Linked DNA regions of Mus musculus: region 2 is linked to region 1. A link is a contact called in ENCODE Hi-C or POLR2A ChIA-PET data. All regions are on one chromosome and are shown on one strand. Each heading gives the region's core, a stretch centred on a gene start or an enhancer-like site at or near the end of the contact. The rest is flanking DNA. Distances are from core to core; before and after follow the strand shown. Region 1 overlaps Cabin1 (calcineurin binding protein 1). Region 2 holds the start of Mif (macrophage migration inhibitory factor (glycosylation-inhibiting factor)).

The links. A loop is a pair of places that touch in the nucleus more often than their neighbours do. ChIA-PET counts read pairs that join two places held with the same protein, here RNA polymerase II (POLR2A).
Region 2: POLR2A ChIA-PET joins it to region 1 with 11 read pairs in embryonic stem cell. The contact joins the promoter of Mif here to the enhancer-like site in region 1. A Hi-C loop is called at or near these places in 1 of 37 maps with a recorded cell type or tissue (adrenal gland). POLR2A ChIA-PET finds 5 or more read pairs at or near these places in 3 of 5 experiments (Patski and embryonic stem cell).

The regions. Positions count from the first base shown.
Region 1 is chr10:75,647,913-75,654,457 of GRCm38, forward strand. It overlaps Cabin1 (calcineurin binding protein 1), which reads right to left. Exons shown (of 37, transcript NM_172549.3): 34 at 4,963-5,230; 35 at 145-309. Among named protein-coding and RNA genes, the nearest start is that of Susd2, 7.2 kb to the left of the region's middle. Within about 2 kb of position 3,094, at least 1 of the 3 ENCODE cell types and tissues checked has a DNase peak (open chromatin) inside an H3K27ac peak, as active enhancers do.
Region 2 is chr10:75,856,439-75,862,983 of GRCm38, forward strand. Mif (macrophage migration inhibitory factor (glycosylation-inhibiting factor)) reads right to left here and starts at 3,839. Exons shown (of 3, transcript NM_010798.3): 1 at 3,623-3,839; 2 at 3,249-3,421; 3 at 2,915-3,105. The coding sequence starts at 3,730. The coding sequence ends at 3,039. Gm40697 (a long non-coding RNA gene) reads left to right here and starts at 4,472. Exons shown (of 2, transcript XR_871836.3): 1 at 4,472-4,528; 2 at 4,935-5,260.

The DNA.
Region 1 (6,545 bases), core at 1,844-4,343:
TGGTCTGGGACAGACTCCAGCCAGGATTGTCCTCACTCCCTCCTGTGCTCTGTACATCCGTCTGTCCTCAGTCCACCTATGGCTGTCATCTGTGTGCAGCCTACTAGCAGGAGCTGGTGCGGGGCTGCTCCTAACTGGTCTTACCTTGGCTGCAGGTGGGCTCAGCTCCTGTCTGGCAAGCAACCTCCACTGGCCAGCAGTGTTGCTCAGCCAGGTGACCTGTGGCAGCCATTTTTATCTGGTGACTGTAGCGTGGTTCTTGGGGTAGAATGCTGGTGCCCTCCGTCACTCCTGATGCCTCTTCTCCCTCTGTGGAGACACAGGCCAGTGACAGGGAACATCCCCATTCCCTGGAGCAAGCCCCTCCCCCTCCCCAGGATCCACGTTTCTGTGCCAGGCCTTGCAGGACCTGACTATGCCCTAGGACCTATGACCCTATGACGGGAATGCGGCGCTCTATCTCCACAGGAGCCAAGGACCAGCAAAGCACAGGCAGGTAGTTTCAAGAAATGTATCACACCTTAAGTAGACTGTGTCTGTGTGTGTACAGTGGGGCCTGACATAGCCAGGGCCATAATCGGAGCCCTCCTTGGTCTTCATGAGGTGGTGCCATGTCCCTCTGTCCTGAATGACAATCTGTGGGATGCCTGCCTGGCTAGGAGTCTTGAGGGGCCTGACTGGCTAGAGAGCGAGAGAGACAGTGTTCTAAGTTGCTCACGGGACACAGCTCTTAGACTTAGGTAAGATACCGCCATGGCTGTCAGGAGTGGGCTTATGTGTGAGGGTGCCTATCCCTCCTCCTGCTCACAGGAATGGTGATTACAACCAGAGTAAAAACCACCAAAGCTGTCAACTAAGACCAAAGTAGGAAGGAACACAAGGGTACCATATCTTCCTGCTGAGCACAAGGCAGGGCCTTGGAACTGGTCACATGTGGTTGGATGGAACTAGGGACACAGCTGTCCCTGCCTTTCCAGTGAGGATCTCTCTCCCATCTCCCCACTCATTCAGTTCTCACCCTGCCCCTGCCAGGGACAGCCACCTCCTTCCTTCAGCAGGGGAAAGGCAGGAACCTGAGTGCCATGGGACTCTTCCACCTGAGCCTCCGTGGTCCAGAGGGCTCCTCTTTTCTATCTCTTTATTTAAAGAGGAGTTCTTGCTCTGGATCTCAGGATAAACTCATGAGATTATCCAGTTTCAGCTCTGGAGGAAGGTATGTCCTACCACACCCAACTTGGAGAAGACCGGATCTCACCCGACCTGAGCCACTCCCTCTTTTGTCTTCACTGCCTGGAAGTCTGGGTCATAGACAAACAATGGCTGGCAGAGTGGAGCACCTCAGGATTGCCCTGCGGCATTCTTAGCACCACCTCCCATTTGCAGGGTGGAAATCTAGATATACACCAACCAAACTGCCTTCTCTGGGCCTGGACCCAAGGCCGTACCCATCCACAGAGGGCAGCGCTCCACCTGATGCGGCTGGCTGGCTTAACAGGGGTTTCCTGAGTGGCAGAGGTGGGGGTTAGGACACACAGGCAGAACAAATGTCTGGCTTTGAGTTGGGGGCAGAGATAAGGATGGTTGTAACTAGCTGGAGGCCAGCCTGGACTTGAGACACTACTCAAAAAGCCAAATACAACAAAACTTCTCCAGAGTACCATCCTTCTAGATGATCTGGATCAACATGGCTGACTTCCCTGAGGTGGACCAAGGTGCACTCTGGGTAGGATGGGTGTCAGGTGGCTGGCTCCTCCTTCCCTGCAGCAGCAGCCTCAGGTGGCCAAAGTGCCCCCTTACTTGTTTACTATTCAAGGTCTTCAACTGTAACAGCAAACACTGCTGGGAATTCTTTTTCCAAATACCCGAAAAACAAAAAAAAAAAAAAAAAAAAAAACTGGCCAGATGGTGGTGGCATTTAATCCCAGCACTTGGGAGGCAGAGGCAGGCAGATCTCTGAGTTTGAGGCCAGCCTATCCACAAAGTGAGTTAGGACAGCCAGGGCTACAAAGAGAAACCAAAACAACAAAACAAAAGCTGGTCACGGGGTCCCACAGGCCTGCTTCAGGACCGCGTGGAGCCCAGGCTTCCTTCCTAAAAGCATCCTGAGGAAGGACAGTACTGAGAGGTGTCCAGCGGAGATGTGGACATAGGGGAAGATACTCACGAAGCAAGGGCACCTCTTCCCCTCACTAGGGCTAGCCTGGCCACTCAGGACGCCATTAGGAGAACCCATTCCTGTTCTCTGGAGTAGATTTAAAGCCTGGCACCAGAACTGTGGGGGTTGTCCCAGGAGGCTTGGGGCTTGGCTCAGACTCCCCTGGACTCTCAGGACCTGGACCAAGCTGACATTGTGGCCCCTACATTCTGTTTCTACTTGCTGTCCTAACTATTTTCTTCACATGACAGCTTTAGGAAAAAGGAACTCTCCTTCATTAAGGTGGTGGGGGCTGGGCATAGGCTGGGACTGCATGGGTAGATGTAGCAGGCAGGATAAGCCAGGGCTAGATCACTGCACTGGCCAGCGTGGGTGGGGAGGCAGAGCCACCAGGATCTTTCCGCAGCTGTCTTCTGGGCCCTCCCATATGTTCCTTGGGAGGCTGTTGGGTAGGCAACTGTGCTCCCAGGTGGCTTAGTCTTCACTTAGCCCCACGTTCTAACTTCTTGCTATTAAAGTCCCCCACATATGTCTGTCAAGGGCCTCTGTAAGCAGGCTGTACCATCAACAGGAACAGCAGACCCAGCCACTCTGCTGCACTAGCCTATCACAGCTGGGCAGTCTAGGAACTGGTGAGGCACTCTTTCCATGAGGGTTCGACTAGTTGAAGAGATGCAGGATGTGGGCCCTACAGACATGGCTGTTCCAAACTGGTCCCCATATTACCCCAGAGAGCTCTGGTGATCATGGAAAATCCCCACAAACATGTGCTGATCTGAGTCGGAAGGCAGGCTGGTCAGGGGATGGGTGTGCCCGGGCCTTCTGGCCAGGCCCAACCAAGTTCTTGCTAAGGGCTGTCCCTATCCACATTCGTCAGAGTGCTACTGTGGAATATACATACAGAAGGAGGTACTCTTCCCCAGAGCTAACCTCCAGAAATAAGATATGAATTGTAGGATTCTGTTTGCTTGGAGGCAGCCTGCCAGCCAGCGTTCAAAAGTGGTGTAGCTGCCTACCTGCTGTGCTCGCTCAGACAAGACATCAACAGAACCAGGCAGAGGTCCCATCAAGAAAGACAGGCTGTCACCCACTCAGGAGAGCAGCTAATGACTTCAACTCAATTGCACAGGAGACCATCAACTAGGAACAGCCCACTCAGAACACTGGGCCTGGCACCCCAGTCCTCAGATTCTCCAAGGTCGTGGGGCACATGGGTATGACCTTGGGTCAGGACCCAGGGAAGGCAGCTTAGTGGGTGTCATGGCACTGTAGGCATGATAAGCTGAAGGGAGAACAGGTCAATGGATCTGTGAAGAAACGCAGGATGGGATGGAGGCGCACAGGCTGACTCAGTCAGGTGGAAACCCTCATTCCTTTCTACCCTGCTAACGGGAGGCGGCACTGGGAATGCTGTGGGAGACTCCTGACACGCTCCATGATGCCAGCCATTGCTAGTCTAGGATCTAGATGAGCAGAGGGCAAGGCAACCGGCGGTGTGGGCCTGTGTGATCACTAACAGCCACAAAGTTGCTCTGGCTCTGCCCCCTGTACTTTGAGCTCATCTGCTACCGTGAGTCCAAGCCCTGTGGTGTGAGGAGATAGAAGTGATTAGGACAGCTGCGGATGGCACCCAGAGCTTTGTGCATGCTCACCTGAGCCCAACTGCCAACCGCCCTGTCCTGTGGCCTTCAGAGGTTCCTCTGGAACAAATGGTGAGTGACTGGGTCCCTAACCTGGCACAATCCTCAAGGTAACCTGGGGAGAGCATCTGCTGAAAATCCCGGTGCCTGGCACCGAGCCCCAGAAGGAGCTGAGAGGGGCGCTTCCAACCCAGTCTCCAATCAGGCAGCACAGATAGAGGCTCACTGTCCCACTGTGCAGATGAAATAGGAGACAAAGGCAAGGTCCCATGGCTGAAGGTGGCAGCTCCCAATGTGGCTGGGAGGACAGGCGAACCTTAACAGATGGCTCCGGTTTGGGCAGGTGACCACGCAACTATGGAGCATAGGACACTGATCAGGACCTGAACCAGGGTGAGGGAAGGAAGGGTGGAAGACTAGTCTCTGCTGGAAAAGTGAGCTGTTATGTCAGAGTCTGTCACAGCCCACGGTCAACAGGGAGCATGCCTGGGGGTGGGCAGAGTCAGACACCACCAACCACAAAGCCAGAGAAGTAGCTGCGGCAGTGAAGAGGACGGCATCTTGCCCACTGAGGCCTTCTTCCTCCTAGGAAGGTTCCAGAACACGTCCTGCCTGCCATGCTGGCCACCCTGCCTGGTGGCTCTTGATCTTCAGAAGAAATGAGGGTTTCCACCTGACTGAGTCAGCCTGTGCACCTCCATCCCATCCTGTGTTTCTTCACAGATCCATTGACCTGGCTCTGCCTTCAACTTGTCATGCCACCAGTGGGAACATATCTGGTCCTGGACATTACCTGGGGCCTCAAAGCCTGCCAAGGCCAGAGCCTTCCATAGCAGCCTGGTCTACACTGGCTTCCTTTCTACTACTGATAAAGCCAACTTTCCTATTTTGGGGCTCTGCTGGGGCAGAGGCTAGGACATGGCAAACCCTTCAGCGATGGTACATGCTCCCTCTCCTGGTCCTTCCACGTGCAGGCAGGACAGGCACAGGGGGCAAGAACCACCAATATTGCTAGCAACTATGACCTGGACTAACAGCCAATAGCCCCAGGGTAAGCCTGGGGGTGCTGGAGGGCACCCCATATGCTTCTTTGCCAATTCTAGAGGGGAAGGATTTGTGGCACCTGGCAGAGGGGACTTGGCTCAGGTGAACTGAGATGGCACTTACCAGGACTTAAAGGGGCCCTGCTGGGGGTAGTCTCTGGCCTGTGTGGCCGGGGAATTCCAGGATCTGTGGATAGGTCTGGGATAGAGGCTGAAGCTGAGGGAGGGCAGGTGATGACAGTAGCCAATACAGGCTTGAGGTGGGAGTCACTGGGCCTCTGGAGAGCATCAGGTGCTGTGGGGTCAGGTACCGTGGGGACCACTGTTGCAGGGAAGAAATTCTCTCTGCTGTCCTTGGGGTGCTTGGGGGTAGTGGGCGTATCTCCTGAGGCCTGTGAAGACAAAGGCAAAGTGAGGAAAGTCAATGGGGTACTATACTGCCCCGTGCTAGCCAATTCAGGCGCATAGGTGTGACACTTCATCTGGACCCTGGATGCCAACATCATATCTTGCCTCATTCTGAGCTCTCTGGCATAGCCAACACGAGCCACAGTCTACCAGCACGAGCCACAGTCTACCAGAACACAACTGACACACAGGCAGAGTCCAGCTCCTCCCTCTCTTGAAGACATCCACCCATACTAGCAGGGCCTCAGTAAAGACCTCTGGCTTGTCTCCCTGTTCCCTCCTCAGTGCCAGCCTGGGAGGAAGCTATTCACTTATGTCTCTATGTACGATGTAGGGCCACTAGTGGGCAAGTTCCAAGAGAAAAATCTAACTAGTCTATTCCCTAAACTTTAGACTTTCAGTAGGGAGAACACGGAGCCTACTTCAAAACTTGAGGGGAGCCTATAGTTAGCTTTTCCTAGAAGAGGCGAAGCATGTGGAAAGATGAAGAGACAGTAAATGGCTCTCTGAGATGCCTCAAGGGAAAAGTGGAGCTGTATGTGGTGGTAAGAGGACCCAGGGTACACCATCCCGTGCGGCCTGGGGAGGGAGTGGCAGGTCTTGAGGACCACTTGCCTGGCTCTCTTCTACTCTGGCTTTGTACTCCAGGAGGTGACACTGCCTAGCAGCAGGCAGCCTGAAATGTAGGGATCCTATCCTAGCTTCATCTACTCCATTTCCTTGCCTGGTTCTTTCGAGGGCCACTGGCAGCAGCTTCTGCCCATGCACTCCAGTGGTACTGTGTGCAGGTCTTTGGCTTTAGCTTCCTCCTCTAAGAAATGAGACTCTCTCCTGTCCTTAATTCCTTGTTAACACAGCACCAGTAAAGGCAGGGTGCTTGCTATTTCCTGTACGGGTTTATCACTTAAGTCCCTTCAAAGTCAGATATAAGCTGGGCCCACAGGTATACACTTGTAATCCCAGTATTCAGGAAGCTGAGGCAGGAGGATTGCCGCTGAGTTACAGGCCAGCCTGAACTACACAGAATTAGTCTGTCTACCCATATGCAAGAAGTCTGGGGGCAACAGTCAAGTGGTGACGTCTGCTGGCTGGTTGCTCAATCCTGCCGAGGACTCTGATCCTCATCTGGGAGGTGGACTACAGTCTACATGCTCCAAGATGAATCCCTGGGCTGCTGCCTTAGATCTAGAGTCTGGGCAGTGTTGATGACCTCATGCTCTATTCCCCTAAGATAGATCCCTGCCAACCGCTGGGGCTCCTAGGACAAGGTACCCCAAAACACCTGGGCCACCCTTAGGA
Region 2 (6,545 bases), core at 2,589-5,088, 210 kb after region 1:
TATATAGGCTGATAACCTCATAGGATACTTTGGCCCTAGGGGACCACGGTGGGAGAACAGGTGGCATTTCTGTGCCCAGATTCACCTAATCAACCTCAAAGTTTCAGGTTTCATTAGATAGGCCACTTAGCTGACACTTGGAAAGCTGACTGGGCCATGGGCCTTGGTTTTGAGAAGGAACCGGCCTCATTCAGTGGGTAGTGAAGGATCATGCTTTGGAGAGAGTAGGGCTGGCCAGGAGTGGCTGGGGTCAGGGAGAGGAGGCGCAGTAGCTTCCTCCTGCAACATGTAAGGCTGACTAAGAAATACGGTGGAGGGCTGAAGTCATCGGCCCCTGTTCCACTTTTCCTTGCGCACCAAGGTGTGACCACTTTGTAGATGCTCCTACTGGTTACAGAGCCGTAAACATTGAGGCTTTGTTTTTTTTGAGAGGGGGTGGTGGCTCTTCTGATTCATGTGATCCCCTCCAAGCCCTCCACACTCACACAGGTGTTTAGCTTGTCTCCTCTGCCAAAGAGACCTCAATTTTAGACTCAGATGTGGCCCTCGGGCCAGAAGCTTGCCTCAGAGACCTTTAGACTCAAAGTCCTCATTGAGCACATAGAGCAAGTCCATGACTCTGTCCTGGGAGACAGCAGTGACACTGCCAGGTACCTCAGGCTCAGTGTCCTCATCTGTGAAATGAGGGAGTTGGACTAGAGTCAATGGAGGCCTGAGCCCTCCCTGTCTCTGTGTAGGGCAGAAGAGGGGAGTCTTGCCTGAGCACATGTGGGAGTCAGTGGGGTCAGGTAAGGCAAGAGTCCAGCAGAAGTAAGAGGTTCTGAGTTGCAACTCAGGGATTTGGGTAAGGTTCAACCTCAAGTGCAGCCCTGTAGTTAACGGTAGGGTGGAGCTAAGGAGATGCGGCAAAGGACCAGGCTGAGGAGGGAAGGTGCCTCATAAGAGGTACCCAGATTCAAGAGAGCAGCCCCAGACTGCTTTGGCTGCAGTGAAGGCATGCCACCCAATATGCAGGCAGTCATGAGGTGCCTTCATGAATGCAAAATGAGATGGAAGGAAGGGCCCCTTGTGGAATCTAGGAGAGTCTTGTTTTGGGAACCTCCAAGGACATCTGACAGGGAGTAGTAGAGGCTCTGCTCTAAGAAGGGACTTCTATTCCCAGCATTTAATCTAGTGAGCTAATGCCCTCACTCCTGTCACTACTGTCCTGATCTAGTGCTGGGGCTGGGGGGAGAGGGGGGCGCAGAGTGGTATCGATGTGTCCTGTAGGGAACTTCCCTTCTCTCAAGGTCAGGGCTCCAAAACCAACCCAAGCAGCACAGAGATTAGCAAGCTGCCCCGGGGGCGCAGAGCCTAGGCTGGTACTGCCAAGGCTGCAAAGGCTGCCAGTTGGAAAGGGTGTGGCTCTACTGGGTAGGGTAGGTGCCTCTGGGCCTGGGTGGTTGGGAAGATGCCCATGACTTACCTTGGTTTCAAGCCTGGGCTGATGGGTACTGCATGAATGATGAAGTACAAGGGACAGAGATGCTGGCCATCCTGCCCAGGAAGGACTCTGGATCCACACTAGGTAGTCAGGCCTCCCTGCACACACAGGGAGGCCTCTGTCACAGTGTCAGGATCACACAGGCAAGCTCCTCACTCACTCAGGAATCCGCCGAGGGGCTCCTGGTCTCAGTCAGGGCCCCACTCAGCTTCCAAAAACAAATTTCTTGGAAGTCATAAAACTTTTTTTTTTTGTATTTCATCTACAATGTTCTTACCTTGACAAGAGGTTAAAGAGCAATGATCTTAACAGATCTGTGACCACAGGAGTCCTCTGAGGTAAGATGCCGCTTTCCCTATAGCTGAGGAACAGGGTACATGCAGCCAGAGTCCCTCTCTGTGGAAGCTGTTGTCATAGACCTTTATCTATGGAAGGGCAGTGTGATAGGCAACAGGCTACATTTTTGTGTTTTTCCTAGACAAGGTTTCTCTCTGTAGACCAGGCTGACCTGGAACTCAAGAGAGATCCACCTGCTTCTGCCTCCTGAGTGTTGGGATTAAGGGCATGGGCCAGCCACCACAGCCTGGCCAAGGCTTTCTTTAGCAAAGACTCAAGCCAGCCCTGACACAGACTATAACCCCAGCTGGAGTGTGGGGATTTTCCAGCTAGTGGGTTGGCCCTCCCCAGCTGGAAGGCCAGCCCTCACACCAGAACAGTGAGAAATTCCTTAGGTAGCAGAAGTAGGTCTCATGGTCAAAGCAGGGTTCCTATCCAGTCCCCATCTACCCGGGTCCCTGGGCTTGGGGTTATTCCTACCAAATTCCTAAATTGAGCTGGGCCTTGGCCAGCACCTTTTACATAAACAATAATCGACGGCAGGTAGTCCCTCCGCCTTCATGAATTCTCAGGGACCTGCTGTGATTGTGGGGGGGGGGGGGGGGAGGGCGTTGGGGAAGTGGGCAGAGTGGTCTAGGGAGAACTCTGTATCCTGGCTACCTCTCCCACCAAGTTAATTGTCCAGATCAAGGAAGTGGCCACCACATGGCTTAGAGCACAGTGATTCTTGGGAAGGAAAATGGGGCCGAGGAAGGTGCAGGCCCAGCTGGAGCACACTATTAATTTCTCCCCTGTATCCAAGCACCTCCCCTTCCATGACACATATTACCGGCTCCATTTGCCACTGTGGTAAGGACCTAATTAACACTCCTGACCAGGTGAATAAGTCGGCCTCTTTTATACATAAGGCTGCATAGGAGAGGCCACAAGAAAGGACATCTGAACCACTGGACTAGTTTAGAGAGGACCAAACTGGCCAGCTTCGACCCTGCCATCACACCCCAATCCCACGTTCAGAGCCTGGGCTTCCATTCAAGGTCCCCACCCTGCACCCAATTCCTCCGCAAGCCAAGGAAGCAGAAGCTGAGGCAACCGTGGTCTCTTATAAACCATTTATTTCTCCCGGCTGGAAGGTGGGCATCGCTACCGGTGGATAAACACAGAACACTACGTGGAGCGAGGCTCAAAGAACAGCGGTGCAGGTAAGTGGGGCCAGGACTCAAGCGAAGGTGGAACCGTTCCAGCCCACGTTGGCAGCGTTCATGTCGTAATAGTTGATGTAGACCCTGAGAAAATGAAAGCCTGGCTCAGCTAAGCACGTGGTCTAGGAGAGCGCGCTGCGTGCCAGTGTCCTCTGAACGCCCCCCCCTCTTTGCCTGCTGACCTCCCAGTGCCCCTCCTCCCCCTCCTCCCCTCGTCCCCCACGCACCGGTCCGGGCTGATGTGCAGGCGATCGGACAGCAGGCCACACAGCAGCTTACTGTAGTTGCGGTTCTGGGCACCACCGATCTTGCCGATGCTGTGCAGGCTGCAGAGGGCGCAGGGATCGTTCGTGCCGCTAAAAGTCATGAGCTGGTCCGGGACCACGTGCACTGCGATGTACTGGGTGGGGGGAGGGGCGGCGAGGCGGGAGGGATACAGACACACTGTTAGACCGCCTGAAAGACTGCCTACAGGGCCACAGGTCTTCCGGAGAGCTCCAGCCGCCACCCGCCGGCACACCTTGGCTTCCAGCCCCATCCCTCCTCACACGTCGGGCCGGCCCACCCCACCCTACTCTCTTCCTGTGTCCTCCCTGCAAACCTGTGCGGGCTTGCCGGTGGCCTGCGCCAGCTGCTGGGTGAGCTCCGACAGAAACCCCTCTGGCACGGAGGCGCGGGGAACATTGGTGTTCACGATGAACATAGGCATGGTGGCGGAGAGACTGCGAGCGTGGACCGGAGGACGGTACAAAGCGCGGTGTGACCCAAGCCAGGGACCTGAGCTACGTGACCCAGCTCAGTACCGCCCCAAGCCGGCTGCCGCTCCGCCTCCGCTGACGTCAGACTACGTCCCAAAGGGGCGGTGACTGCCCTTCAGCGCGCTGCTTCTGCAGAGGTCTTGCTGTGCTTCTGGTGCTGTAGGAAGTATTACATGGGCTCTTTGTTTCCTAAGATGGAAACGGAGGATGCTAGATAGTGAGGACTTGACTCTAGTGATTAGGTTTGTCGAGGCATTCCAGGTAGATGCTACAGATTAACCGTATAGTAAGAAGTTCAGGTCTGAGAGATTTCTGTTCCAAGAAGAGGGAACTTAAGTTATTGGTGGAACCTGTAGGTTGGCCTTATTTCTCATGCTAGTGGGCTAGGATCGACCTACTTTAGTGAATACAACTTAACCTCAAACAATGAGCCAAAAGCGTGATGGCTTGTACTTGGAGAAAAAACAATCCTTCCTTGCCTTGGGAACTTTTCTCTAAGCTCAAGAAATTAGCCAAGCCCCATCACTTGCTTGCTTTTGCTCTCCTGTTGTACCAACAGTCAGCCCTCGATCCCCTGCCTGGCCCAGTATCACCTTCGTCCCACACACTTTCAACTGCGACTTTTTGTGTGTCCTGAGCCTCCTGGGACACGTGTCCACCAGGCCTAGGCTTGTGAGTGTGAAATGGGGAAGGAGGCAGAACGGAGTCGCCATCTAGTTACTTCCCTACATTCCTGTTACTCCACACAGGTGAGGATGCTTGGAGAGATTCCCAGGGGAGGAGTGGGCAGCAGGCTGTGAGCCAGCGGTACTAACTAGTTCTGCTCCTCTGGCCAATTGCCAGTCCTCAGGGAAGCCCTGCTCAAATTAGATCCAGCAGAGTCACCCTTATCTAGAGCCCTTGGTAGACTTTGTATAGCTTTCTCATTAACAAGTGAGACATCCGACCGGTGCCCAGGAAATGTCACGGGAATTTTGGGACTTCCTTTGTTTTCCCTAGCCCTTTTTAATTTTTGTTAAAAACTTTACAGTGGATCAAGAGATTGTAGTGTGGGGACTACCAGTTCTGTCTGTGATGTCAAGGTTTCTATTAGGTTTCTGACAGAAATGAAGATATTCTAAAGAGACACTTGTGCCCCCTCCCTTTGGCTAACAGACTATTGAAACAATGGTTCCCAAGGAAATGGAATTTTCTCTGGAGTCTCCTGCTGGTGAAAGAGAAAGGCTGGAAGGCAGAGATTTTATGCAGCTCTGGACGCTTGTCAGTCTTGCAGAAGAGACTGAAGCTTGACAGTGCTGCTGGGGGATCACATCTTGAGCAGAATCTCTTAGTTCTACCTACCTCTTGCCCTCTATTTAAATGTAAACTTCCTCTGGCAGGACCCTGAAGATGAGCTTGGGGTGACAGTCACTGGACTTCCTTTATGTTCCTCTTCCTTCCCAGGGTGGCCACGTTGAAATAAATCTCCCTCCTCCGCTTTCCACTGTTGTCTGTTTAGTTGGACTAGAGGATGTCTGAACGGCCAGGACCCAGGCTCTAACCCTCCCAGTTCCGGGAGCATTGATGGTAAAAATGGACAAGTCTGAGGCCAGCTACAGCCAAAGGTCTCATTCCAGGGTTACTATCTGGGCTCTGGTTCAGGGGCCCTTGATCTTGGGACACAGCTCCCCAGTATTCTTGGGGGGCATATTTGGGTAATTTTGACTTGTTTACAGTTATCCTCCAGGTTGGTAAGGATGTTAGAAGCTCCCTGGGCATGCCGTGCCTTCCAGACGCTCCCTGGTAGCTTTAGGCTCTTGATCCCCATTGGTCCTTTAGATTCTGGTTACAGAAAGCAGTTTGCTATACTCAACAAATTTTTTTGCACTAAGGGATAAAATAACAGGTTCCAGCAGCCTTTCTTCCATTGGCTTCCCATATCAGAATTGACAAGTGCCTGTCCGGGATCCTGTAACCCCCTAACTTGTTGCGCTCACCTCGTCCAGCAAGAAAAAAAGCAACACAGTCGGATTCTTCTCAACAGCCTTTTTTATTTCAGGAACACCTCGATGCTACGGGAACCTCGGAAACCCAGCGAGGACTGCTTATATACACCCCAGCACTGGGGAGATCTGTGTGTCCTCCTGGGATTGGTCAATCTGCCGGCACTTTGATTTGTATGCACCCGCTTGGGAGGGGTTGGCGCCAGATTCAGGCTAGCGCCTGCGCAGTAACATTGTTTACAGTGACGGTATGCCGGAGGCCGGCGCCATCTTTTAGGCGCCCAGCTGCCTACATCTCCCCCTTTTTTGTTTAATAATATGATGCTGGACTAGGTCTGGGCAAGTCTGTCCATCGGCCACGGCTCCTGTCTTAGGTCGATCCTTTCATGTCACAGCCTTACCCGTCCTAGGGTTACCCTATAGCCTCCAGGCCCCATGTCTTAGGTTGGTCTGTGCATAAGGAAAGTTGCCTGTCACTGGATACCATGGATCTGTGTGACTACAACTGCCAGACAACCTAGGGCGAACTCTTAATTTTTTAAAGAGGCCAGCCAAACATTGGGAGATGCACCATCAATGCTTGGTACACCACTGCCTTATCCTGAGTGTGCTCTCGTTTGAATCGACACAATAGCCAGATACAAAAGACACAACCCAGGAGGACCACTGCCCCCCAGGCCAACATTCCCGCCCATTCCTTAAAAAATGAGAAGGCATTGGTGATCCAGGAGGTGAAGTTCCCCAAGGTGACAAGGTCCAGTCGAGTGCTGTTGAGTTTTGCAAT